Linked DNA regions of Mus musculus: region 1 is linked to region 2. A link is a loop called in an ENCODE intact Hi-C map of the cell type or tissue named here. Cell type or tissue: left cerebral cortex. All regions are shown on one strand.

Evidence for each region. Peaks named below come from ENCODE experiments on the same cell type or tissue, not always from the same donor. Only the 100,000 strongest peaks of a DNase experiment are listed, where the experiment ranks them.
Region 1: it touches region 2 in a loop (4-fold over the local background); 7 of 42 quality-filtered maps call a loop at or near these places.

Annotation. Positions count from the first base shown.
Region 1 is chr16:21,187,146-21,189,645 of GRCm38, reverse strand. No RefSeq gene overlaps it. Among named protein-coding and RNA genes, the nearest start is that of Ephb3, 16 kb to the left of the region's middle. In left cerebral cortex, a CTCF peak has its summit at 1,068 (motif pointing right); DNase peaks (open chromatin) are centred at 1,084, 1,894 and 2,331; H3K27ac peaks cover 1,405 bases.
Region 2 is chr16:20,733,555-20,736,054 of GRCm38, reverse strand. It overlaps Chrd (chordin), which reads right to left. Exons shown (of 23, transcript NM_009893.2): 2 at 2,421-2,500; 3 at 1,919-2,048; 4 at 1,654-1,782; 5 at 1,469-1,568; 6 at 1,282-1,369; 7 at 797-938; 8 at 556-684; 9 at 392-474; 10 at 162-309; 11 at 1-18. It also overlaps a transcript of Thpo not described here. Among named protein-coding and RNA genes, the nearest start is that of Chrd, 1.7 kb to the right of the region's middle. In left cerebral cortex, a CTCF peak has its summit at 1,432; DNase peaks (open chromatin) are centred at 1,539 and 2,434; H3K4me3 peaks cover 1,188 bases; H3K27ac peaks cover 887 bases.

The DNA of each region.
Region 1 (2,500 bases), 450 kb before region 2:
AAAAAAATTATGTTACAGAAGGATCTGAAGGTCTTCACAGCACCCCCTAGTGAGACTGCTTCACAAACTTTCACGGGGTCTTGAGAAGTCATTATTCTCATCTCACTGGGAGCTGGCCTCAGAGAATATAGAGTTCGTTGTTTTTTTTTGACTCTGGTCACACAGGGGCCTGCCCGATGAGTGGCTTAATTGGACACAGTCTTGGCTCCAGTGGATCTATGGGAAAGAGCCTTAGCTTTCTGGGATTGCTTTCTTCTTAGTGAGAGGAAGTGAGGGAAGCTGACTCGGAGTTTCTTTTAGGAGCAGAGGAGTTGAGGCCAGGTGAAGATCTGTAAGCAGCTGCCCAGAGGGAGGTCTCCTGGAAGTGCATTGTGTCAACAAAGGGATAATTACTCCTCTCATATCCCTAGCATGTGTATGGTAAATCAGCTTTTCTGAGGGATGCTCTCTCAGTCAAGTGCTTGGCAGGTTCAGTTGGACTAATTGTTAAGGAAGGAGATGGTAGGGTGTATTGTTGTGGTAAGTTTAGGATGTCAAGTTTCTGCCTGGAGGCAAAGGTAGAACTCAAATTCTTTTGACCAAGAGGAAGTTTTCCTTAAACTTTTTTTTTTCAAGCTTAATGTTAATGTACTGTGTGTGTGTGTGTGTGTGTGTGTGTGTGTGTAGCACAGAATGTTTGAGGAAGTAAGGAATATTCTCACCTTCCACCCTGTTGAGGCAGGGTCTCTTTTGCTTCTGCTGCTGAGTAGTTGACTTCAAGCTATCTGGTTCTCGGCTTCTGGATGATTCTTCTCCTGTCTCCACCTCCCGTCTCAGGGAAGGAGTGCTGGGATTACAGATGTCTGCCACACACTGAACTCTGTGGGTTGTCTGGGTGGTTTCTGGTGACGGGTCACAGTTTCCCAAGAAACACAGACACAAACCCATCACCCCAGCCTGAAGTAGTTCTTCAGCAACTCAACAAAGTCCTCTATTGTCATATTGTATCTTAAATCTTTTTTTAAAAAGACTTATTTTTTATGCACTTTATGTATGAGTGCTCTATTTGTACACACACCGGCAGGCCAGAAGGGGGCATCAGATCCCACTATACATAGTTGTGAGCCACATGTGATTTCTGGGAGCTGAACTCAGGACTTCTGGAGGAATAGTCAGTGCTCTTAACCTCTGAGCCATCCCTCCAGCCCCTGTGTCTTAATCTTAGGGTGGGGCAATGGTGAAACTTCCCTTTCTAGGGGTACCAGGTAAATGAGGGGTGGGGCCTAATTCTGATGATGGAGTCCTCAGCGACCTCCACGGCTGCTAATATCTGCTCATAACCTAATATTCACACTAAGTAATTCTCTCTCTTATTCCTGTAATTAAGAATTTCAGGATTTTTGAGTCACTACACAAGTGAAATTCATCACTTCACTCCTAATCAAACAAAGAATCTAAGCCATAGTGATATTAATCACATTACATGAGAAATTTTGTTGTGTGTGATTTTGCAGTTTATAACATTGTCCTCGATGCTGAATGAGGTGCGGTGGCACAACTTTGCAATCCTAGTACCATGGAGGTAGATCAGGACTTTAATTCCAGGCTGAACTGCATGAGACCCTATTTCAAAAACAAACAAACACACAGACAGACAGACAGACAGAGAGACAGAGAGACAGCTAATGATGACTGCATCCTTTGTTAACCTTCGCAAACTCGTAGCTTCATTTTTATAACTGGGACACTCACAGTAGCTGCCTTTAGGTTTGTGGCAAGGATGAAACCCGAGGAATAGTGTGTCTTGCTGAGCGCAGGGCTTGATATAACTAAGCGTCCAGTCAAGCTGTGATTTCCTAACAGATCAGTCAAAAGCTGAGTGATTTTGTCAGTGAGCTGTTTAGTCGCTTCCTGTGGGTAAGGCTTTCATGGCGGCTAATTGTTCACAAGCTGCAGTTCCACTCCCAGAAGCATTTACACAGACTCTGAGAGCAAGCTTGCCCTCTAAGTAAAAAATGTGATGCCATTTATAATATTTCTATTTTTGCCCAGCTGTTTTTAGAACCCTCTTTTTCTATCAGTTGAAGAATTGGACTAGATAAGCTGTGATATGCTTTGCCAATTTAAAAAAAAAAAAGCATTTTCACTGTTATATAAGACGAGGAAACTGTGTCTGTCTACTCAAGTATCTTTGGGGCTCAAAAATAAACAAAAGCAGATTATTATTTTATAGAGAATAATTTTTAGACTGAGAGAGCTGTGCCAAACATTTAACCTTCAACAGTGAATGCCTTGTCAATAATGAGGTCATTTGTATGCGGCATGTAATTCGGAGGAAAAAAAAACATGCTTTTCAGCTCATTCAGCTAACAAGAAAATTAAAAAAAGAAAAGAAAAGAAAAATTAATCCCAAAGAGCCAACACATACTATGCAGGAGAATTTAAGATCTCCAAAGTGGGTATTTAATTGTCTGACTTTTTCCTGGGAATGTGTGAGTAGATATTTCAAATAGGGCACTAA
Region 2 (2,500 bases):
AAAGGACACTTTGAAGGACTGCAGGGGACAAGACAGGTGGCAGCAGGCTTGCCCACACCCAGACACCCAAGACCCCCATATGTATTTTGGGCTCTTCCTCAGCACACGTTTGTGCCTCTGAGTTATGTGTACCCACAGTGCCAAGCCCCACCCTTCCTCACCATCACAGCTCTGCCTGGTGGTGATGTATCCACTGATGCGTAGCTCTGGCCCACCCGCCTTCTCTAGGACCATCTGCAGCTCCCCCAGCTCCAACCAGTCCATCTCTTGGTCTGTAAGGCTGGGCAGCACCTCAGCAAAACCTGGCTCCTGTGAACAGAGCAGAGTGGGGTGGGCAACAGCAAGAGGTCAGAGTAAACCTCGGCAAGACACAGGCCTTCCTTTCCCTTACCTGAGCGGAGGTGTTGGCCTGGAGCTCCCGAAGTAGCTGTCCCTGGTGGAGAATCTGAAGCTTCAAGGGAGCCTGAGCTAGTCCTGCAAGCACTGCACATGTGAGCATTTCTGAAAGGTGAGCACCCGCCCTACGCCCTCACATACATCTTCCCCATCACTCACCTCCCAGCAGACCCCGGAAGAGCAGCAAAAAATGCAAGGAATCTTCTGTGTCACTGAGGGTGAGCAGGGCTATGCCCCCCACACCCCGCTGCAGTGGGTCTTCCAGGGTCAGGATGGCACTGAAGGTCTCTGGGGAGTGTTAGACCATGACAGCCATAAGAAAATCCTCTCTTCAGTCCACCCACCCTTGGGTTATTGAAGGCTCAGCTCTTGACATCTGAGAACTGCTCACTCCCCTTACCTGCAGCGAGAGCACCCTGCCAAATGAGAGGCCCCCAGACTTCTCCTGAAGGGTGAGTGGATGTCACAAGGGCTACCCGAAGCTGCTCTGCCCTCAGGAGCCTCACAGACAGCCGAGGCACTGCCCGCCACACCCCACAGACCTTGAGAGAAGAGGGAAGAATGCCTACTGTAATTATGCAGGACAAGCCACCTAAAAGACCCAGGTCTAATGAGGAAGGAGCATGGAAGGGAGACCCCAGACCCTCTTAAGAAGGACCCATGAGCCTTGATTTTAAGTCCTGGCTTACCACTTACTAGCCAAATGACCTTGAACAAATCACATTCTGCTATTCTGAGCCTCAGTTCCCTCCTCTGTAAAATGGGCATCATAATGTCAGGGCCTTTCTCCCACTGGGCTGTTGTGAGAACCAAAGGAGGCAATGCAAAGCATGCTCTCAGCAAGTGCCGATTTTGGATAAGCACTCTTAAATGGCATCATCTCACCAGGCCATCCTGGGTGGGGGTTGCAGGGTGTTCAAACAGGATGTTGCCTGTGGGATCTGTGAAACGAACCCTGCTGGGACGGTCCAGCCTGTGAAGAGAGGTCCAGTGAGACTGGATCTATAGCCTACAGGCTCCTCTTTATTGCCCCCTTTACTACTCCTAGTCCTTGCCCTTTTCCCGGTCTCACCGCTGGTAGGAGACAGAGAAGCGTAAACTTGAGCGCAGCAAAGAGACTCGAGCACGAGCTACCGCCTGCGACCTCGGTCCTGTCAGCAGCGCCACAAAGTCTTCGAGAAGAGAAGATGGCCTGAGCACTGTCAAGCCTTGCCGCGGGACTCAAACTTCATCAGGCCCACCTCCACCCCAGCCTACCTGTGTGGCCATCAGCACGGGTCCGCTCCCCAACGCCGGGTTCCCCTCGATCACTGTAACTGCGATGCTCTGGATCCCTTGGATACTCGAAGACCAGGCCAGCGGGCTGTGGATCTAGATTGCTGCGCTCTGCATCCGGGGTAAGGAATAAGACGGCTGGCTTCAGAAAGGTACCAGGAGGACCAGTCCTCCTCCGCGATGCAAGTCGTACAGGACCTAGTGTAGAGCCTTCCACCCTCCTAACTCCGGGCACAGCGGGCCTCACCCTGCGGGCAGGTCTGGCAGCAGTGTCCTGGCAGCTGGCGCGGCTGCCTGCAGGCCAGGGTGGGGCACTGAGGTTTGATGTTCTTGCAGCTGACCCTGCCAGGACCCCTCCCACGGCGAGCCCACTGAGGCTGATGGCAGAGAACATAGGAAAATTAAGGGAATGAAACCATCAGACCCCAGGGCTGCAGACAGTCAATTCTGCTATTTACAAGTTACATGGCCCGTCCAAAGTTTCTTAACTTCTCTGAGCCTCGGCGTCCCTGTCTGCAAAGTAGAACTAATAATGTCATTTATCTAGCAATACTGTAACGGGAGGGGGGAAGTTGGCTAAAAGCCAGTCACATTGTGGGCGATCAATAACTGTCAACACCGCAGACTTGAAAGCGGTTTCCTCCGATTTGCGGACCAGCCTTCCCCTGAGCATCTCCGAGTCTACTACTTAGGACACCAGCGTTCCGCTACCCTCTAGAGTAGGGCAGGCAGCTGCGTTATCCACTCACCGCTTCACAGGCGCACAGCACGCAGCGCATCACCCCAAAAGGCTCCCCCAGGTCCGGGTGCCACGTCTCGTCCAAGGCAT